Regions from separate parts of the Homo sapiens genome. Here region 1 is linked to region 2. The links are chromatin loops, found by intact Hi-C in ENCODE. Cell type or tissue: gastrocnemius medialis. All regions are shown on one strand. Each heading gives the region's core, and the rest is flanking DNA. Links, peaks and the distances in the headings are about the cores only. Region 1 overlaps CRTC1 (CREB regulated transcription coactivator 1). Region 2 overlaps UPF1 (UPF1 RNA helicase and ATPase).

Region 1 (11,001 bases), core at 1,564-9,563, 85 kb before region 2:
CTGCCCTGCTACCCTACGGTGTCCTCACAGCCAGAGCCAGACCCCACCCTGCCTCAGAAGCCCTTGGAGGTACCCGGCAGGTCTTTCTGCTGGGATTATGATTTTCTTTCCCATTGCTGTGAAAGTCCATACTTCAGTCCGGGTGCCATGGCTCACGCCTGTAATCCCAACACTTTGGGAGGCTGAGGCAGGAGGATCACTGGAGCCTAGGAGTTTGAGGCCAGCCTGGACAACACGGTGAGCCTCATCTCTTAAAAAAAAATTAAAAAATAAAAATTAGGCTGGGTGCAGTGGCTCACGCCTGTAATCCCAGCACTTTGGGAGGCTGAGGTGGACAGATCATGAGGTCAGGAGATCGAGACCATCCTGGCTAACATGGTGAAACCCCGTCTCTACTAAAAATACAAAAAAAATTAGCCGGGCGTGGTGGCGGGTGCCTGTAGTCCCAGCTACTCGGGAGGCTGAGGCAGGAGAAAGGCGTGAACCTGGGAGGTGGAGCTTGCAGTGAGCCGAGATCGTGCCACTGCACTCCAGCCTGGGCGACAGAGCCAGACTCTGTCTCAAAAAATTAAATAAAAATAAAAAATTAAAACTAAAATTAAACATTTTTTTAAAAGGCGGAAGAGGCCAGGCACCGTGGCTCATGCCTGTAATCCCAGCACTTTGGGGGCCGAGGTGGGCGGATCATGAGGTCAGGAGATGGAGACCCTCCTGGCTAACACGGTGAAACCCCGTCTCTACTAAAAATACAAAAATTAGCCGGGCTTGGTGGCGGGCACCTGTAGTCCCAGCTACGCGAGACACTGAGGCAGGAGAATGGGGTGAACCCGGGAGGCGGAGCTTGCAGTGAGCTGAGATCGTGCCACTGCACTCCAGCCTGAGAGACAGAGTGAGACTCCGTCTCTAAAAAAAAAAAAAAAGAAAGAAAAAAAAGGCAGAGGAGCCCTTCCCGAGACCCTGAACTTCAAAGGCTCTGTGGGCCACAGTCCAAGAGGAGCCTATTGTGGGCCCTTTCCATACACCATGTCCATGTCCCGAAAGTGTCCTGACAGTGCTCCTCAGCCAAGCAGAAAAACCAGTGTCATGCTGAGGGCTACCCAAGCCCTAGTCAGTGGGGGATGAGTGTGGCTGCCCACATAGCAGAGGGACGTCTCGGGACTCTCAGGAAGTAGCAGACCCTGAGGGTCCCCGGGGAAGTCACATGTCTAGGTCTCTGCTGCAAAGCTGGTCAGCCCCAAGACAGGGGCAGTGACCTCTGAACTGAGTTTAGGGCATCAGGTCCAAGCTTCCTGGGTCTCCCCTGACTCAGTTCTTCCCTCCTTTGGGCCTTGGGCTTGATTCACTCCCTGGAGACTGGTGGCTGCTCACAAACTTGCCTGGTGGGCACTGGACAGAGGCAACTCCTGCCCCCGGAACCCCTGCCACCATGATCTGGGAACAGCATGGATGGTTGGGGACAGCTCTAGGGACACTTAGCCTCGGGTACCAGGGCTTAGGGCGGCCAGCTTAGCAGAGGCCCCTCTACTGTGCTGGCTGCTGACTGCTGTGGTACAGCGTTGGGAGTGTCAAGAGGCGCTTTACACAAAATTTAAAAAGCAGCCGGGCGCAGTGCAGTGACGCGTGCCTATGGTCCCAGCCACTCGGGAGGCTGAGGCGGGAAGATCATGAGCTCAGGAGGTTGAGGCTGCGGCGAGCTGTGATCACACCACTGCACTCTAGCCTGGGTGACAAAGTGAGATCCTGTCTCTATGAAATAGAATAAAAATTTAAAAAGATCCACATGCCATGTTCTCCCCAGACTCCTCTGAAAAGAGACTGCCCACTGAGGGCAGGAGCAGGGGGAGGGGACCCATAGGGAGACCCTCTCTGTGCAACTCTTGGCTTCGCGCTGGGCATGTCTGGGGCCCGCCCCTCCACCCTGGGGCGGTGCCCCTGTCCTCCATCTGTGGGGCTCTGCGGCCCCAGCAAGCTTGGTTCTCATGATGCATCTCTGGGCTTTGTGGGAAGATCAGCCGTTTCAAGGAGGCCCAGTGCCCAGGAGGAGGGCCCCACAGGGTGTGCCCCAGGGCTCAGGCTCTCCTGTCTTCTCTTTCAGACGGGGTCCAGGCCCAAGTCCTGTGAGGTCCCCGGAATCAAGTAAGTCTCCACAGGGCCCACCCCGCACACTGCATCTGCTGCGCTGCTCCGTCCACCCTGGGGCATTCTGTCCACTCTCTTGAGGTTGCAAGTCCCTGCAAGAGGGACACTGTGTGACCAGAGGCCAGTGACAGAGCCCCCACATGCCCACCCCTCAGGCACCTCATTCCCAGGGATGATGCCCTCTCCTGGGTTCAGGGAGGTTGCTGCCCCCAGGCCCCCCACCGTCCTCACCGGGTGATAGGCTGCTTTCCAAGGTCTCAGCCTGGTGCCAGCCAACAGTGGTTTCCCAAGCACACGGCACCTGATGGGGGGTGGCCTTTTGCACCCGCTGATTTTCTCCCGCCAGCCCCCTGTCCCCGCCGCCAGCCCCGCCCCATGAGCTCACCTCCTGCCTGCCTCTGGCCTTTTCCCAGCATCTTCCCGTCTGCCGACCAGGAAAACACTACAGCCCTGATCCCCGCCACCCACAACACAGGGGGGTCCCTGCCCGACCTGACCAACATCCACTTCCCCTCCCCGCTCCCGACCCCGCTGGACCCCGAGGAGCCCACCTTCCCTGCACTGAGCAGCTCCAGCAGCACCGGCAACCTCGCGGCCAACCTGACGCACCTGGGCATCGGTGGCGCCGGCCAGGGTAAGGCAGGGACACTCCGCCCTCGGACAGAGCACTGGCTTGTGGAGACAACACGGGCATCTGCAGGATGACTTGGCAGAGTCCCGTTCCAAATACTAGGGCATGGGGGACAGGGCTGGGGGGCGGCCGACAGGCTGACCCAGCGGGCACAGGCATCCCAGGTAGGGGTGGGGCCTGGGTACAGGCCTGGTGGAAAGGAGTGCCTGGTGCCCCCAGACACCAGACAGTGGGTTTGAGGGTGTGTGATGGTGCTTTGGGGAGTCCAGGAGGGAAGCCCTGGGAGTTTTAACGCAGCTGGGGTGGGCCAGGCCTTCCCTCCGCCCCTCCTCGACCCCAGCCCCTCATTGGGGGGCGGGACCAGGCCTGACCTGCTTCCTCCACCCGACATCTGACAGTGACCACCTACTTGTCACATCCCAGCACCACCACCCCCACCCGTCTCCAGCTCCACACTCCTTTCTTCCTCAGCCACATCCACAGGGACGTCGCACAGGCCCCTCGCCCGTCCCAATAGCTCCTGGCGCTGCTGCCGCCCTGCTCCCCCGGGACCCCCCTCCTGTGGCTGCACTGATTGCAGAGGTGTCCCCCAACTCCTCTGTCCTTTCCCAGACATGGACCTGACCCATTGTCAGCGTGTCCTGTCGGTTCCGCCCTCAGGACCTGGCCTGACCTGGCTCCTCTCCCCAGGCCCCCAGCCCCCTCCCCACCTAGAACAGCCACCAGCCATGGCTTCCTCCACTTGGGACCTCGCACGGCCCCCAGCTCCCTCTCAGTGAAAGCCTGAGGCCTCCAGGGTCTGGGATGTCCACCCTGGCCCACCCTCCACCCTCTGAACTTAGCCCCAGTCCCACCTCAGGGCCTCTGCACATGTAGTCCTTCCTCTCCAGGAGGCTGCAGGCCTCCCTCCCTCCCCTGCCCTGCCCTGCCCTGGTCAGAGCTAGTCCCCTTGGCAAGGCCGTCCCGGCCCTGGCCTCTACTGCCGCGTTGCTTTCCTGCACCCCTGCCCTGGCCCACGTTGCTGCTCCGTCCTTAGCTGTTGCCTGCGTCCCCATTGGCTGTGCAGTGTGTGACCTGCATCCCGGGGGTGGCAGGCACCTGGCTTCCAAGGAGGAGAAATGGCGTGGCCCCAACTAGTCCTGGGGGGTGGGACAGGCTGGAGGGGCTGTGGGGGATGCACTGGGGGTGGGGGTGACAGACGCCACCTTGCTGTGCTCTGTCTTGCCCCAGAGCTGGAGAATGAACCGGCCCCGGCCCACTCCACCAGCCCATCCTGCCTCTGCCCCAGGCTTGGAAGGCAGCACCAGGCAGGGCTTTCTATGAGATAGTCACATGCTTACATTTGTAACTGGCGGAGTCCCCCTGGCTGCCCTGGAAGAAGGAGCTTTTGGGAGGGGCGGCCACTGGAGCAGGACAGCACCCCAATTGGGGGCTCTGCCTGGAGACTCCAGGGTGAAATTGGCCAGCCTGGGAGCTGGGTTGATGCAGGGAGTGAAGGAGAGGGAGGAGCCTGGAGGCGTTCCTGGCTTTGGTGCCAGCAGGGCCAGGGGCAGGCAAGGGGCGTGGAGGGTGGCGTGAATGTTCCTGGGTTTTTTGGAGGAGGGCATGGGGACTAGAATAGTGAAGAGGGAACAGGGCCCCAGCCCGAGCGCATTGAGGCTGCATTCTGACTCCCACACCTGGGCCCTGGGCCCTGGGCCCGCGGGGCTCTGCCACTGGACAGAGGGCACCAGAGAAGGCCCAGAAAACACAGCCGATTCGGAGGAGCCCTCTTCATTGTCTCCAGATAGACAGGGCCAGGCAGGCGGCATCCACACGCACCTGCGCAGAACCAGAAAGCTGAAGGTCAGCGCTGGGGCTGCAGGTACCCCTGCCCCGCATAGAAGCCACCATCTCCCAGCCCCTGCTTTTCCCCTCACATCTCTTCACGGCCACCAGAGCACATGGCCCCCTTCCCGCTGGAGGGTCCTTGGCAGGTCCCCAGCGCCCGCCCGGGAGCTGCGCACCTCCAGCAGGCACCCAGTCTAAACAAGCACAAGGAAACACACAACATACGTGGAAGCTGGAGCCGGCGCTGGCCAGAGCGGCCCGGTAATGCCTGACATGTGTTGGGTTGTTTGTGAACCTGCCGCCCAAGCAGCTCGCCTGGCAGGGGCTTTGCTTTCTGGACGCCTTTTAAATCAAGCCGAGCTGCCGGCCCCTGGCACACACGAAGGTGGCCCCCTCCCTCCTCGCAAGCCCACCCGCCAGTCAGAACGTGAGCTCCCTCAGGAAGGAAGACAGAGGCCTTCGCGGCCGAGGAGACAGTACCCCGCTTGGCTCCATCTACATTTCCCATATCCCTGGCTGCTTTCCAGAGTGCAGGAGGAGGGCAGGCCCTGGCTCCTCCTTCCTGGCCCAGCTTTGAGGCCGGGCGGGCCCTGACACCTGGCCCGCCCTCCCCTGGCAGCTCTCCCTGCCCGCTCCAGACTTCCCCTCCAGCTGGCTCTGTGCCTGTTCCCAAAGGTGAGCCAGGTTGCCAAAAGGAATTCAACAGCAAGGCTCCCGTCCGCCCTCCTGGGCCAACTGGCCTCTCCAGGGGTGGCCGAGAGCTCACTTTGCAGCCAGTGGAAGATTAAAAACTCCCTTGTATTCAGGGCAGACATTAGAGACTGGCAGCCCAAGGGCCAAATCCAGCCCATGGTATGTTTCGTGTGGGCCCACAGTTGTGCATCTGTAATACAGCCACACGCCACATCTTGACGTTTCTGACAACAGCAAACCACATAATCGGCAGTGGCCCCATCAGAGTATAATGCTGTGTCTTACTGCTCCTTTTCTAGGCTTAGACACACAAGTCCTTACCATTGTGCTACAGTTGCCTACTGTTTTTAATTTTTTTTTTCTTTTTTTTGAGACAAAGTCTCACTCTGTCACCCAGGCTGGAGTGCAGTGGTGTGATCTCGGCTCACTGCAACCTTCGCCTCCCAGTCCCAAGCGATTCTCCTACGTCAACCTCCCGAGTAGCTGGGAGTACAGGCGCCCACCACCACGCCTGGCTAATTTTTGTATTTTTAGTAGATACGGGGTTTCACCACATTGGCCAGGCCAATCTCAAACTCCTGCCCTCAGGTGATCCGCCTGCCTCAGCCTCCCAAAGTGCTGGGATTACAGGCGTGAGCCACTGTGCCTGGCCGACGGTATTCAGGACGGTCACCCTGTACAGGTTTGTAGCCTGGGAACAAGGGCCCTACCGTCTGGCCGAGGTGTGCAGAGGCTCTGCCATCCAGGTTTGTGTAAGTTGCCCTGTGATCCTCATGCACAGCCATGAAATCGCCGGACAACGCGTTTTTTCAGAAGTCACCCCCATTGTTAAGTGATGCTTGACTGTACTTAGAATCAACATTGAAAAACCAGGGGAATGCCCGTAGAACACCAGATTTCTGGCTGCTCTTGAAGAATCAGACAGCCCAGTGGCCATGGCCGATGTCTTGCACCTCGAGACGGGCCACAGTGCTCTGGTTTGCCTCAGGCCCCACCCGCCCCTGTCGTCCCACATCCATACCCTCACACGCTCCTGACGTTTGCCCCTACTTTGTACCGAGCCCGACCTCTGCTTCTGACCTGGGCACTGAGCATCTCTCGGCCTGCTGGACGCACGAAGTGGCGGACACTCAGGAGAAGATGAGGGAGTGGCCCAGGGTCGTGACTCTGAGTGTGCTCTGAGCAGGCTTCCCCCACATCCTCCCGTCCAGGCCTCTGTTGATGCCTCCCTGGACGCCAGGGCCTGCAAAGGGCGCTTGCTGCCTGGGGAGCAGTCAACAGCACCAGGCTTCCTCCCACAGTGCGCAGCCAAGCAGAGCTGCCAGGGCATCCGAGGGGAAGTGCAGGCGTGACCGAGCTCGCCCCGGTGAGCAGCTGCCCTGGGCACGGACAAGGCTGTCATCTCCCCTCGGCGCTTGTCGGGTGTGTTCCCATGGGCCCACGCACCCGCCGTCTCATCTGCCGGAACAAGGTTAATCTGGTGCCCAGATCTCCTGGGGTGAGTCAGGCGGCTTCACCCCCGCCTTGACTGCAGGCCAGATGCTCTTCAGAGACTGCTCCTGACCTCACCAGGGCCTCACTTTGAACCGGAGAGGGCGGCTGTTATCGTCGCCATCTCACCAACCAGGGAACCAAGTCTCCAGAGTGGATGGGGGTCAGGCCAGGCTCGCAGGGGTCCTCCTGCCATCGAGGGGCCTGTTGCCTGCCTGGCATGGTGCCCACAATAACCCAGCCAGCCCCAGCTACTGCCATGTTGAACTTGACCTCACCCAGCTTCATCACTGCAGCAGAATCCAAGGATTGGGTTGCTCAGTGCAAGGGCCTTCGGGGCCGGGGTGAGGGAAGGGGTGATGAGGCGGCTCCTGGCAGGACCTCCAGCAGGAATGATGTGTCAGACCCCAGGGCAGAGAGGGGGAAGGATGTTAAGGAGTGACATTCTTTAGTTCAGACAGCCTGATGGGTGGCACTGCAGCTTGGGGAATGCACCAGGTCTGGGGAGGAGGAAGTGGCTGTGGGACATAGGGGATAGCAGGTGCTCAGGTCTGGGGGCCAAGAGAAGCAGCTGCAGGAATGGGCACATTCACTGAAGGAGGGCAAGATCCACGAGGTGGTGGGCAAAACCACAGCATTGGGCAGGGCCTGCTGGCTTGAAGCTAACCACAACCCAAGCCATTTTCAGCCAAAAAAAACCATTTATTGTCTCCTGAAAGTGGGAAGCAGGCTCAGATGCTGCCTCTCCCCTGCAGCCCTTCAGCTGGCTCCTCACCTCGCCACAGGATGCCCCACACACGGCTTCAGACAGCCCTTCCTGGAATTCCATCCAAAGCCCCTGGGAAGGCTCTCATTGGGCCAGCCTGGTTACATGCCCATCTGGGGGCCAATCTTATGCTCCAGAGATGGGGATGTGCTGGTTGGCTGGCTGTGAGACACCCCCTTCCTGGAAGGAAGGAGAACAGACTCTGCAGGACTGTGGGACCCTCGGGTCAGGAATCAGGGCCTTCGGGGGGTGCCCAGGTTTGGCAGTTGGGACATGTCCATGGGCTTCTGTCTGAGCAGTTGAGCTATTCCCATGCAGTGTGACTGTGGGTGTGTAAGCAGCCCTTTCTCAGTGATCAGTCTCACACCTGCTCTCCCTCCCTCCTACTTCCTCTCTAGGAATGAGCACACCTGGCTCCTCTCCACAGCACCGCCCAGCTGGCGTCAGCCCCCTGTCCCTGAGCACAGAGGCAAGGCGTCAGCAGGCATCGCCCACCCTGTCCCCGCTGTCACCCATCACTCAGGTGCGAGGGCAAGGTGGGGGGCAGGTGGGAGGGGGAAAGGGAAAGGTGGAGGCCTGGCTCTACCTCTTAGAAGGCCTCCTGTTCCTTCCAGGAGGCCACAAAACCTTGAGAATGCTCCCAACACTTTTAGTTTTTATTATCAAATTTTCAAGCCGGGTGCCGTAGCTCATGCCTGTAATCCCAGCACTTTGGGAGGCTGAGGCGGGTGGATCAGTTGAGGTCAGGAGTTCGAGACCAGCCTGGCCAACATGGTGAAACCTCGTCTCTACAAAAAATACAAAAATTAGCTGGGCATGGTGGTGTGCGCCTGTGGTCCCAGCTACTAGGGAGGCTAAGATGAGAGGATCACTTGAGCCCAGGGGGTGGAGGCTGCAGTGAGCCATGATCACACCACTGCACTCTACCCTGGGAGACAGAGTGAGACTCTGTTTCAAAAAAAAAGAAAAAACTCAAGAGGTTAGCTTTTGATTTTTCAATTTGCTGTATTTGCTTGTCTACTTTTTTGGGTAGTTTGTATGTGTCTAGGAATTTGTCCATTTCGTCTTTGCTATCCAACTTGATGGCAGAAAATTTTTCATAATACTCTTTTGTAATCCTTTTTTTTTTTTTTTAAGACGAAGTTTTGCTCTGTAGCCCAGGCTGGAGTGCAGTGGCATGATCTCGGCTCACGGCAACCTTGCTTCCTGGGTTCAAGCCATTCACCTGCCTCAGCCTTCCAAGTAGCTGGGACTACAGGCATGTGCTACCATGCCTGGCTAATTTTTTTTTTTTTTTTTTTTTTGGTATTTTTAGTAGAGATGGGGTTTCACCATGCTGGCCAGGCTGGTCTCGAACTCCTGACTTCAAGTGATCTGCCTCCTTTGGCCTCCAAAAGTGCTGGGATTACAGATGTGAGCCACCGCGCCTGACCGTAATCCCTTTTTTAAAAAAATTTTTGAGACAGAGTCTCGCTCTGTCACCCAGGGTGGAGTGCAGTGGCGTGATCTTGGTTCATTGCAACTCTGCCTCCCAATTTCAAGCAATTCTTGTGCCTCAGCCACCTGAGTAGCTGGGATTACAGGTGACCGCCACCACGCCTGGCTAATTAAAAAAAATAATAATAGAGATGGGGTTTTGCCATGTTGGCCAGGCTGGTCTCGAACTCCTGGCCTCAGGCAATCTGCCCACCTCGGCCTCCCAAAGTGCTGGGACTATAGGCGTGAGCCACCACACCCAGCCTTGTAATCCTTTTTATTTACGTAAAGTTGGTAGCAAAGTTCCCATTTTCATTTTCTGATTTTAGTAATTTGAATCTTCCCTCTTTTTTACCTAATCAATGCAGCTTCATAGAATGAGTTAGGAATGTTCACTTCTCTTCTATTTTTTGGAAGTATTTTTAATTCCTCTTTAAAAGTTTGGTAAAATTAGGCGGGTGTAATGGTAAATTCCTGTAGTCCCAGGTTTGGTAAAATTCACCAGTGCAGCCACCTGTGTCTTAGCTCAAATGTGTTGGGAAGTTTCCAATCTCATCTCCTTCTTATAAGGCTATTCAGGTTTTCTGTTTTTTCTTGAGTCAGTTTTGGTCATTTGTGCATTTCTAGAAATTTATCCATTTTGTCTTTTTAAAAACAAAACAAAAAAACCCTAACAGAGAACTTTGACATTTTTAAAATTTTTTTATTTTTTAATTTTAATTTAATTTTTTTTTTGAGACAGAGTCTCACTCTGTCGCCCAGGCTGGAGTGCAGTGGCGTGCTCTTGGCTCTCCTGCAGCCTCTGCCTCCCAGGTTCAAGCGATTTTCGTGCTAGCCTCCCAAGTAGCTGGGATTACAGGCATGTGCCTACCATGCCCAGCTGAGTTTTGTATTTTTAGTAGAGACAGAGTTTCGTCTTGTTGACCAGGCTGGTCTCAAACTCCCAACCTCAAGTGATCACCCTGTCTCAGCTTTCCGAAGTGCTGGGATTGCAGGTGTGAGCCACCGCGCCCGTCACTTGTTTGTTTTTAATGTAACCACAGTGGCATTGTCCACCTACAACGAAGTTAATGGTAGTTCCTTGGTACCTGGCAATGCCCGGCCCGGACTCCATTTCTCCCCGCCCCTCGGCCCCCATGTCTCCTGTCTGCTTACAAAGGTGTCTTATTCAGATCAAGATCCAGACAGAGCTGTGGGCGCTGGCTCCTGGCAGCTGTGTCTTCAGCCACTTTGTGAGCTAGGCTGTCTTAATCTGACACCTGCCCCTTCCCTCTATCTGGAAACTCCTTTCTCTTCACAAATGACCCACTGGTCCTCAGAGGCCGGGCATCCTGCTAAGTGGTTTTTGTTCCATAGCTCCTGGGCACGCTCAGCCTTTCTTAGAGGGCAGGGACCCCACCTTTCCCAAGGACTGTCAGCTTGGTAGCCCCTGGCTGTGAGTTTCCACACAGACAGTGAACGTCACACACTTCCCTCTTATTGATTTTCCTCTTTCCAGCTCTGCGAAGGCCTGAGCCAGCCCTTGGTGAGGGGCCATGCTGGTATCTCCAGCAACCCCAGCCTCTCCAGCATCCCCAGAGTGGGCAAGGCTTTGGGCGGGGGGGTTTGGGAAGGCAAGGCCAGTGGATCACTTGAGGTTTCCCCGCAGCACCCACAGGGGCTGGGAGCTGGCTGCTCACTGAGCCACCAGGGATGGCCATCCTGGGCTTGCCCTGCAGCTGGTGGACTGGCCTGAGCTGCACGGCATGTAGTGCGGGTGCAGGCACAACAAGCTGGAGGAGGTCAGGTCCTGCCCAGCTCCAGCTGACCCCCTTGGGGCCCTGCGTGAGGCCCACCCTCTCTAGCCTGGGCTCCCTCATCGTGAGGAGCACCCAGCCCAGGGGCTGCCTGTGATCACAGGGCCCTTCCACCTCGCCTGCTGAGCATGCCAGGCTATGGGGGCCCGAGGGGGCCAGGCGCTGACAACCAGGGCCCG
Region 2 (11,001 bases), core at 1,435-9,434:
AGAGGTTGCGGTGAGCCGAGATCGCGCCATTGCACTCCAGCGTAGGCAACGAGAGTGAAACTCCGTCTCAAAAAAAAAAAAAATTTAAATAGAGATGGGGCCTCACTATCTTGCCCAGGCTATTCTCAAACCCTGGGCTCAAGATCCTCCTGCCTTGGCCTCCCAGAGTGCTGGGATTACAGGTATGAGCCATCACGCCTGGCCTCCTGCCCTCTCTTTTATTTAAGCCTTGGAATTAGAGAATCAGGAATGAGCTGCTTTGCCTTTTGAGCTTGGCCTTTAGCCAACAATGTTGAGGGCCTCCTGGGGTGCAGGCTCCATCTAGGTGCTGGGCTCATGGCAGGGAGCAGGACAGACAATGCCCCACGGGGGCCTTGAGGTGGGGTCAGAGGATGCCTGCCTGAGAGGCACCCTGTGGACCTCACCCTGAGGCTGAGGGAACAGCAGGTGCAAGGCCTGGGTGCTGGCAAATGCAGACAGTGGTGCAAATGTTGGAGTAGATGTCTGCGGCCTGAGAGTTTATGATGGCACATTTGGGGGGATTTTTGAGTTTTTGAATTTCTGTGGTTTTCGTCTGTGGGAATGAAGTGACTTTCTTTGTTTTTTTTTTTTTTTTTTGAGACAGAGTCTTGCTCTGTGACTCAGGCTGGAGTGCAGTGGTGTGATCTCGGCTCACTGCAACCTCCGCCTCCTGGGTTCAAGCGATTCTCCTGCACGGGGATTACAGGTGCGCATCACCATGCCCAGCTAATCTTTTGTATTTTTAGTAGAGATGGGGTTTTGCCATGTTGGCCAGGCTTGTGTGTGTGTGTGTGTGTGTGTGTGTGTGTGTGTTGTTGTTAAGAGAGACAGGGTCTTGGTCTGTTGCTCAGGCTAAAGTTCAGTGGTACCATCATAGCTCACAGCGGCCTTGACCTGCTGGGGTCAAGCAATCCTCCGGCCTCAACCTCCTGATTAGCTGGGACTACAAGTGTGCGCCACCACACCTGGCTCGTTTGTGTATTTTTTTGTGGAGACAGGATCTTGGCTGTGTTGCCCAGGCTGGTCTTGAGAACTCCCGGGCTCAAGCGATCCTCCCAAAGTGTTGGGATGACAGGTGTGAGCCACCATTCCTAGCCTTGAAGTGACCTACTGTTGTGCTGCCCTGATGCACGGTCTGAGTTCTGGAGCATGTCTCTGGGCAGAAAGCCCCTGTACAGCTCTTAGATGGACTTCCAGGATGTGGTTTTAGTCGTAGCTAGGTTCACATCCAGAACTAAAGGAGTTAGAGACTCCAGCTCTGGGGCCTCGTGTATGACTAGGAAGTGGGAATTCTAGGATACGTCTTTAAATACTGTGTCCAGAGCAGAGGTGATGGGAGGAGCTGCTTTTTTTGGGGGCCGGGGGGGGGTTTGGGTTTTTCTTTTTTCTTTTTTTTTTTGAGATGGAGTTTTGCTCTTGTTGCCCAAGGTGGAGCGTGCAGTGGCACGGTCTCAGCTCACTGCAACCTGCGCCTCCTGGGTTCAAGCAATTCTCCTGTCTCAGCCTCCCAAGTAGCTGAGATTACAGGCACGTGCCACCACGTCCAGCTAATTTTTTTTTTTTTTGCCTTTTTAGTAAAAACGAGGTTTCACCATGTTGGCCAGGCTGGTCTCGAACTCCTGACCTCAGGTGATCCGCCCTGCCGAGGAGCTGCTTCTTGGTGAATGCCTGGGATGGGTACAGGGAGGCCTTGCCCCTCCAGAGCCTCCCTGGTGAGGGGATAAGTTGACAGCCTCAAAGGACTTTATTGGAGTGGCAGCTCTGTGCCAGCTGAAGATGATGACCCTCTTGTCCTTCACCCATCATGTCCCCTGGCGTGGGCTGTGGAACTTCTCTGTGCCAGGCACTGTCCCCTACTGCTGTTTTACCTCATTTCATGATAGTTCCTAGGGTCAAATATATTTTTGAAATTAATGTTTTATCTTGAAACTTTTCAGAGAGTGAAGGGAGAAGTTAACCCAGAAGTCAGCTTGTGTTGTGACCAGATCACTGCAGGGCAGCATTGGGCCCAGTGTGCATCTGTGCGTGCAGGTAGCACGTGCCCATGCACCCCAGCCAGGCGGGCTGGAGGGGCCTCTGTGGGGTGCTGCTCCCCATGAGCACCTGTCCCTAGGCTCGCACAGGTGCTGCATCACACAGCAAGGGCATTAGGCCGAGGGGCTGTCTGGGGTGCTGGGACTGGCAGTGGGAGATTTGGTGCCGTCCCTAGGGGAGCTCCCATCACTCCTCCCTGGCCCTTAATTTTGTGCCACCTTGTGTTCTGCCATGACACAGTGCTCCCGCTGCCTGACCCCGTGGTGGGGTTAGGTGGCCTATGGGGGCCATGCCAGGGACTGTTGGCCATGTCATTTGAGGTGCTGGTACTTGGGAGTGGCATGAGGAGCCCCAGTGGCTGTGTGGTCTCCTTGCAAGTGTCCTGTGCAGTTGTGGCCTGATGACTTAGAGCCATGCGCTGTCTGCCTTTGCTGAACATAGAAGAGGCGCCTTCAGTGAGGGTGTGGCCTCGGTTGCCAAGGGTATCTCAGTGTTCAGTTTCTACTTCATCCTCAGGAGAGGGCTGCCTTGAAGGGATGGGGAGGGTGAGGTGGCAGTGGATGTGGCCAGTGACATTTCCACATCTGCATGGGTGGCAGCTTCGTAGTGTTTGATGAGCCTTACACTGTGGTGGGTCTGGCATCATGAAGCTGTCCTCAGGGCACACTGCTGTCAGTCTGTAAAAGTCACCCTGCTCCTTGTGGTCCTCAGTCATGGGAAAGAAGCATCTTCCTAAGCATCCTGGTTGTGGGCATGGACATGGCTCTGTGGCTAGGCGGGGGTTAGACCAGCTGTGTGGGGGACCGGGGGGTGTAGAAGGCCACCAGTGGCCCTTTTTTGGCCAGGTAGGTTTGCTAGAGAAGAGTGAAATCCAGTCAGAACAAGGGAAACTGTCTCAAAGCAGAGATGAGGCCAGGGTGTCACACCAGAGTCATCGAGGCTGGTTCTTCTGCACTGAGTCCTGGAAGCTGCAGCCTCACTCAGGTGACACTGCGTTCTGCTGCAGGTTGGGCCCGAAGGCATCCTGCAGAACGGGGCTGTGGACGACAGTGTAGCCAAGACCAGCCAGTTGTTGGCTGAGTTGAACTTCGAGGAAGATGAAGAAGACACCTATTACACGAAGGACCTCCCCATACACGCCTGCAGGTGAGCTGAGCTCAGCTGGGCCTGGGCATGTGCTGGACAGGTGGGTGCCTCTGGCATGGGCCTGGGACACTCACCTCCCAGGTACAGGGTGGCGCCCTTGTGCTGTGACTCTGGGTGGCGGTGTCCTCGGGAGTAAGGAAATTGCTCAGGCCATGTGCACAGCCAAGGCCTGTTACCGGTCAGGAGGTGGGCTCAGCAACCTCCGACACCCTGAATTCACCAGCTGGTGGGAAAAGTTTTCCTTCCTTTGGCCTCCTCAGACCCTGGGGGCATTGCCTGGTACCTGCGCACTCACTCATAGAAAGAATTTGTCATGGCATTGGGTGAGCATCTGGGGTGGGAGGGTGAGTGGAGCAGCTGAGATACCCTCACAAAGCAGTTGCTGCAGGGTTCTGGGGCATCCCTGCCTCCCGCTGCCTTGGCCGTGCCTGGAGAATTGGATGTGAAGACAGTAGTTAGTGGATAGACCTGCATGTTGACAAATTTAGAATTCTCATCTCGAGTGGGATCGTCCCTTGTTGAGGCTTATTTCTGTATTTTTGTGACACACAAGTGAGGAAATGTAGATTAGAAGAGGGGAGAAGGTTTTGGCCAGGCACGGTGGCTCACTCCTGTAATCCCAGCACTTTGGGAGGCCGAGGTGGGCAGATCACGAGGTCAGGAGATCGAGACCATCCTGGCTAACACGGTGAAACCCTGTCTCCACTAAAAATACAAAAAATTAGCCAAGCATGGTGGCGGGCGCCTGTAGTCCCAGCTAGCTACTTGGGAGGCTGAGGCAGGAGAATGACATGAACCCGGGAGGCGGAGGTTGTAGTGAGCCGAGATCGCACCACTGCACTCCAGCCTGAGCGACAGTCACGGCAGGTTTGGGCCTGAGCCCTGCCTCTGTCTGTGGGCACCCACTTGGGGCCCTCCCTGCAGCTCCTTGCCCGCGTGCTGCCCAGCGCTCCGGGACTGAGGCTGCTCTTCGCTAGGCTTGGTGGGCAGGCACTCTTTCCTGCATCTCAGCTCTTCACTCATTCTCATTTACAGATGTTTTCGTGTATGTAATTGTGTTCTCTTAACACACAGAGATGGCCATAAGTCCTGGTGCAGCTCTGGGGAGCTAGTATTTTTGGGTTTGGTATGTGGATTTTCAGAAAACCACAGCCAGTGGTGGGGTGAGGCTCTCCCGAGGCTCCTCGCTTGGGCTTCGGGGCCTGAGCTTCAGGGCGCTGCTGCTGCAGGGTCTGTGCCCAGCTCCCTGGGAGCACAGTGCCCTCTGCTGGAGCCCAGAGTTCACCATGACCACTGGGTCTGAGGCTGGATTCCTGAATTTCAGGCCAAAGAACGGGGACTAGAATGGCCCTGGAGGAGTGAGGCCTCCTTCCAGCAGGACTCTCCTTGGAGGTGGCTTTGCTCCTTATCCCCTCGGAGCTTCTGCCACATACCCCTTCCCTGCATTCTTGGATTTGAGAAGCCCTGGTTAACTGGTTTGATTTGGTTACTGGGATTGTTGGGGTTGAGTATGTGTTTAATGAAGAACTTAAAAATGTTGTCAGAGGAAAGAATTTCACATCTTGCCAAATGAAAACCAGAGAGCAAGCTTCCAGCTGTAACTGTCGCTGTTTTGATTTTTTAGTTACTGTGGAATACACGATCCTGCCTGCGTGGTTTACTGTAATACCAGCAAGAAGTGGTTCTGCAACGGACGTGGAAATACTTCTGGCAGGTAGATAATCAGACCATGCATGTGTGTTTAATCAGTGCTGTGCTCAGATTTGTGTGTAAATTATGGAAATGTTGAAGCAAAGCGTAATATAAAATCACGCTAACAAACCTGGGTTTTTTCCTCCTCTGTGACTGGTTTAACTTGAAACAGATGGTGGTGTGTGAATGCCTTAATGTATTTACCCTTGATTTATTCTCTGTGGCTCTTTTTATTATGCAAGTAGGGTTGGCTTAATTCTCCTTCCCAGTTTTTATTTCGATTTTTCTGCAAGATGAGCTCTTGGCACACCCGCTGATCTTCATTAACGGGAGGATGTTCCCAAGGCAGTAACGGGCATCCAGGGGCGCTGGTTCCTGAGCAAGCTTGCTCTGGCCTGAGCTCATCGGAGCTGTCCGGAGGCTAATTCAGGCCAGATCCTGAATCATCGGCTTCAATTAAGTTCACTTGACCGTCGGCGCTGGGCTTGCCTTCCTGATGTTGATCAGCTGCAGCTGGACTGTGTCGCTTGTTCTGTGTTTGGGACAGGACAGTGTTCTCCCAGTGCCCAAATTCCAAGGGGGGAGTTCGATGGTCTTGCCCGAGTGGTGGGACTCTCGTCCTGGTGGGTCCCGTGCTAGCGGCTCCCCTTCCCCTCCAGGTTGCTGTGTACAGGTCACTCCACTGCTGGAGAGGATGGAGCAGAGCCTGGGAGGCAGAGCTCCGAGGTGCTAGCAAGGAAGTGTGGGGTCTTTTTCTGAGGTTCACGTTCTGGAGAAAGAAAATGACCAAAGCCCGGAGGCAGGCTTACTTGTGCTGACACAAGCCCCTCCTGTGCCTTTGACAGCTGTGGGTCTCGGAGGGTTACAGATGGAGCAGTCAGATCTCGTGGCATCTCTGAGTTAGTAACTTGAAATATGGTGTTATGAGCAAGGCCAGAAAGGGGCTGCTGTTTTTAAAAGATTTTAAAGAAGGGTATCTTCTGGATAACCAAAAGACATTCTTGTCCCATTTTCAGAATCTTCTGGGTAATTTAAGTGTTGCTATGTTTGCATTTAGTTCCTCTTGTTCAGGAAAAGCAACTAAATAAAACTTCTCTTAGCTGGCAACCCCAGCTTCCGGTCAGCATAGCCAAGAACAGGGAAGTGAGCAAAAGGGCCTCTGAGAAACAACAGGCTTGAGCCAAGCACCACTGAGCATTCTGTGCGAGGCCCAGGGGAAGGTGAGGAAGCAGCCGCTGGCCCTTAGGGATCTTGGCTGTGACAGGGTGAGGATGCATGAGAAGACACGGAGACAGCTGATTCTGCCCACGTGGCCGGCAGGGCTCCAGAGTGGAGTCGGGCTTTGGAGATGCTCAGAGTGGCCATGGCTGGTTAGAGAATCCTGGGCCTCGTGGCAGGGAGAAGGGTTAGAAGATTAGCTGAGCTGAAGCTTTTGGCAAGAATGGTTTTCCAGAGGGGAAGAGAGAGGGCGCGGTGAGGAAGGCTGGGAGGCCCTGCAGGCGTGTTCAGAGCTGCTGGAGACACCGGAAGAGCCCAAAGGCAGAGCAGCTGGGCATCCTTGTTAGATACGGCAGATAGGTGCTGGAGGGTGGCTGGCTTGGCACAGGGCAGGGTTCAGCCCAGACCGCGGTTTAGGTGAGCAGTGTCCTGGCCACGTCGCAGCAAGGAAGGAGCCGAGCCAGCCAGGGCTTCACACACAGCCCTGGGCTTCTGTAGAACCGCCCCCGCCTCTGCTCAACCTTTTTGCTGCTTTTTGCGGGGGTTTCCAGTCGCCTGCTTATCAGATTTCCCGGCCTGCAGCAAAGCAGGAGGGACTGTTGCTCCTGGAAGTAGGCACAGGGCCTCTGAGGAGTGATTTCAGAAGAAGCCACAGAAGATGGTGGCGGGGGTTGACCTTGGAAAGAAGGGGCTGGGGCCTTGTGGGAAATGTCTCTGACCCCACAGCAGCCCTGGGCCAACAATGGGTTAAATTAGGCCTGATAAGTTGGATTTAAGAAAGCAGGATTTTTAAAAAAGGCAGGAACTATGTGAACCGTGTTAAGGAAGTTTTCCTTAAAGTGGTTCAAGTTGGGATTGATTTTTGTGCTCAGTGGGGAGCTAGTTTGGGGGAGGGCTGGCCCCCAGAGATGCCAGATGGATGAGGTGTGACTGCCTCTGCTAATGGACCGTGAACGGTACCGGAACTTTTAACAGGGGCCCGAAAATTGGAAGTGGTGAAAAGCCAAATTTTGGGTGTTAACCGTTTATCATTTCCTGGTTTCAGCCACATTGTAAATCACCTTGTGAGGGCAAAATGCAAAGAGGTGACCCTGCACAAGGACGGGCCCCTGGGGGAGACAGTCCTGGAGTGCTACAACTGCGGCTGTCGCAACGTCTTCCTCCTCGGCTTCATCCCGGCCAAAGCTGACTCAGTGGTGGTGCTGCTGTGCAGGTGAGTGGTCCCCAGATGTCTCCTGGGGGTGACCTTTAAGCTCCAGCCGTCTCCTCACAAGCCTTGGCCCAGCCCAGCCCAGCCGTGGCTCTAACTCCAGGGAGTTGTCCTCCAAAGATGGTTTTTGCTGAAGGGTGAGGCATGAGAGCGTTTAGGCGCTGAGGCTTGTTAAGGAGTCGGCAGTGCCGTGTAACTCTTTTGGGGCGTTCTGGCTAAGTCATAAAAACAATTCTGTAAAAACAAAGTCTGTTCTGAGTTTTAAGAGTTCAGAGCTCAAGTGCACAGGGAGATGCGATTTATTACTAACAGTTTGAAGGTAATGTGATCACATAATAAAATGCAGGGCATGCCCCTTTGGGTGAAAGGTCAGCATGGGAGGGGGCCCTCCCTGCTCCGGGGCTTCAGGGACGGGAGCTGGTCCTCACGGCCCCCTCCCGCTCTGCAGGCAGCCCTGTGCCAGCCAGAGCAGCCTCAAGGACATCAACTGGGACAGCTCGCAGTGGCAGCCGCTGATCCAGGACCGCTGCTTCCTGTCCTGGCTGGTCAAGATCCCCTCCGAGCAGGAGCAGCTGCGGGCACGCCAGATCACGGCACAGCAGATCAACAAGCTGGAGGAGCTGTGGAAGGTGGGGCTGCCCAGCGGGCCGACCCGTGCCTTCGTGTGGTTTCTGGTTGCGGGGAGGGGAGTGTCTTCAGAGACGGCTTGACCCAGTGAGACCGCTGGAGATTCTCTGAAAGGAATTCAGGCAGACCTCTGCCACCTCTACGTGGAATGACCTCAGGGCACCTTGGTCACCTTCCATCCAGGCAGCCTTACCTGACCGAGAAGATCCTGGCCTTGGGGAAAGGAAAGCTCTGGCTGCTGGAATTTTTCTTGTCTTGCCGGGGTGAGGATGGGTGGTGGGAGGGGAAGAATGGGGCTGGCTGTGGGCAGACTTGTCCTGCAGAGCCTGAACCTGCCCAGACAGGTGGGCTGCGAGAATGTCCTGGGGAAATAGGTTGGTGTCGAGGTCGGCACAGTCAGCTGAGACAGAGGGGAGAGGAGAGGGTGCCGGGTCAAGTAGTGGGTGCCTGGCCCTCCTTCCACAGACAGCCCTCACTTTTCCCCACGGAAGCCTTTCTGTGCTTCCAGCTGTTTAGGATTTTGTGATAAAGTAGTTCTAATAACTAGGCTAGAAGTTTTCATTTGCCTCCCATTCAGTCAGAAATCTCACATAGGAAATGAAGTGCAAGTTAAAATATTTTTTTAAGCATTGTTCAGCCGGGTACCTTTCCACTTGGATTTTCCGGTTGCCAGATGATTTCATGATTCCCGTTTATATCTGAACAGCCCAGAAAATGTCCTGTCCCCACCAGCATGGCACTCACTGAGGGAGCTGGCCCCCAGGGGAAGAGCTGCGGGCCCATGTTGGTCTGGCTCAGGGTTAGCAGACGTGGGAGACAGGCCTCCCGGGCTGTGGACACAGCGAGAGAAACCGGTGGTCTTTGTGGCAGCCTGCGAGGCGGGTTAGCTGCTCTCGTTCACAAGCTGGGCATACTTGGAGGAAGCAGCTGGCTCTGAAGGTGCCCTCTGCTGTGGACAGTGTGTCAGGCTGGTGCCTGGGGCTTTGTAGGCAGGTTCACCCAAGTACCGGAACCCCGCTGGGGTGCGGAGCAGCAGCTGAGGCCCAGGCATGGGCCAGGCCGGTGTGCAGCTCCCTGTGTGGCATGGAGTTCCCGTTCCCAGGGTTCTCCTTGCAGGTGGGGCTGCGCCAGAACCCCTCCATGCCACCCACCGTGGCCCATTCTGAGAAGCGGCATGTGTGCTCCATCCCTCTGGTGCCTCTGCGCCCTCGTTCATTTGCATGTAGGGAAAAACAGGACGAGTGTGGCGCGGTGTTGTTGTCTTCTAGGAAAACCCTTCTGCCACGCTGGAGGACCTGGAGAAGCCGGGGGTGGACGAGGAGCCGCAGCATGTCCTCCTGCGGTACGAGGACGCCTACCAGTACCAGAACATATTCGGGCCCCTGGTCAAGCTGGAGGCCGACTACGACAAGAAGCTGAAGGAGTCCCAGGTGATGTGTGCGAGAGGGCTTGGCCTGGGGTGGGCTCTGGCTCTCACAGCTCTCTCCTCAGGCTTCCAGAGGGAGGTTTTCTCTCCAGGCTGTGGGAGCTGATGTGGGCTGCAGCCGCGACACCTGAGAGTTGGAACTTGCGGATCCGGGCCTGGCAGCCCGGTGGTCTGAGCCCCCGCCCTCAGATCTGACATCAGCCTCAGTGTTTTCTGTTTAAATCCAACACATCTTTCCCAGTGGGGTCCACAGCTTTGCCCACAGTTGCGAGAGTTAGACTCGGGCGTGATCCCTGTGAAGACCACATTTAGGCAACGGGAGCCCTGGAGCGCTGACCTCCCCTCCCTCCCTCCCCTCCTCTTTCTGTCCCTCCCTCCCCTCCTCTTTCTGTCCCTCCCTCCCCTCCTCTCTCTCTTCCTCCCTCCCACAGCAGCTGCTCCCTGGCCACGGAGGCCTCTGGTGTGCGGTGAAGCCTCCAGACGGGATTGGCCTGTGTGTGTTCCGGGGACTCCTAATGGCTTCTCTTTCAGATGTGCCCTTGGTGGCATTTGGGGCTGCAGGTGCCACTCACGGCGCCTGCTCTCACGGCAGAGGCTTGCTGTAGGGCCCGCCTCATGGGGCCTCGGGCATGTGGAGGCCAGGCCCGGGCCTGTGCTGGAGGCTAACCGGGGCTCTTGTTTTTCATGTGCTCAGACTCAAGATAACATCACTGTCAGGTGGGACCTGGGCCTTAACAAGAAGAGAATCGCCTACTTCACTTTGCCCAAGACTGACTCTGGTAATGAGGATTTAGTCATAATTTGGTTAAGAGGTGATTTTAAGTTTTAAAATATTTGTGACCATAAGTAGCATAAATTCCTAGTTCCACCCTTGTAAAGTGCCCCTTAATTTGAACTCTCCCTGGTGGAAGCGACGGCGTGGGTTAAAATGGCCACCTCTCTCACTTTTTTACCTCAAGACATGCGGCTCATGCAGGGGGATGAGATATGCCTGCGGTACAAAGGGGACCTTGCGCCCCTGTGGAAAGGGATCGGCCACGTCATCAAGGTCCCTGATAGTATCCTTCATGTGAAGAGGGTGTGGCCGGCTGGTGGGAGAGGAAAGTGGGGGCATCAGGTGGAGGCCACTGTGGATTTGATGCTCACTGCTGGGCCAGCATCTCATGCTCTGTGGTGGGTGCTGGTTGGCATCGCCCTCCACTGCTCTTAGGAGAATCACAGGGCCTTCACCTTCAGGGGACAGCTGGTTGTATGGTTGCTTCCCCTCTGCCCGAATGGTGATGTTGGTGATGCCACTTGTGTGGCGCGTCCCTGGGCTGACTCTGGAAGTTAATGTATGCCGCTTGTGTGGCACGTCCCTGGACTGACTCTGGAGGTTAATGTGGCTGCAGGAGCGCCTTACCTGGACGCTGACTCTGCACACGGAGGTTCCAGAAGCCAGTGGTCACATGCAGACCCTCTGAGCACACACTTGCTCCCAGGCCATGTTTGGGAATGTGCAGTGACCTCATGGTGATGCAGCCTGCCGGCCAGAGTGGGGCAGCTGTAAGGCACAGGTGCAGTCAGAGGCTTGGGTGGGGAGGAGTCCTGGGAGAAGACACCGCGGGTCAGACTCAGGCTGCCTCTT

What was found. A loop is a pair of places that touch in the nucleus more often than their neighbours do. Peaks named below come from ENCODE experiments on the same cell type or tissue, not always from the same donor. Only the 100,000 strongest peaks of a DNase experiment are listed, where the experiment ranks them.
Region 1: a loop joins it to region 2, with 2.4 times the contacts of the local background. A loop is called at or near these places in 14 of 110 quality-filtered maps.

What each region holds. Positions count from the first base shown.
Region 1 is chr19:18,757,456-18,768,456 of GRCh38, forward strand. CRTC1 (CREB regulated transcription coactivator 1) reads left to right here. Exons shown (of 14, transcript NM_015321.3): 7 at 2,096-2,136; 8 at 2,553-2,773; 9 at 7,949-8,073. Among named protein-coding and RNA genes, the nearest start is that of COMP, 28 kb to the right of the region's middle. RefSeq lists an enhancer at 10,272-11,001. In gastrocnemius medialis, for the core only: no CTCF peak of the experiment used is centred there; DNase peaks (open chromatin) are centred at 5,216 and 6,736; H3K4me3 peaks cover 877 bases; H3K27ac peaks cover 2,832 bases.
Region 2 is chr19:18,842,919-18,853,919 of GRCh38, forward strand. UPF1 (UPF1 RNA helicase and ATPase) reads left to right here. Exons shown (of 24, transcript NM_002911.4): 2 at 3,062-3,201; 3 at 4,826-4,915; 4 at 7,157-7,324; 5 at 7,770-7,950; 6 at 9,217-9,378; 7 at 10,069-10,153; 8 at 10,334-10,432. Among named protein-coding and RNA genes, the nearest start is that of UPF1, 16 kb to the left of the region's middle. RefSeq lists enhancers at 4,522-4,581, 6,041-6,160 and a silencer at 6,708-6,932. In gastrocnemius medialis, for the core only: CTCF peaks have their summits at 4,469 (motif pointing left) and 4,669; DNase peaks (open chromatin) are centred at 4,463, 5,352 and 6,073; H3K27ac peaks cover 4,286 bases.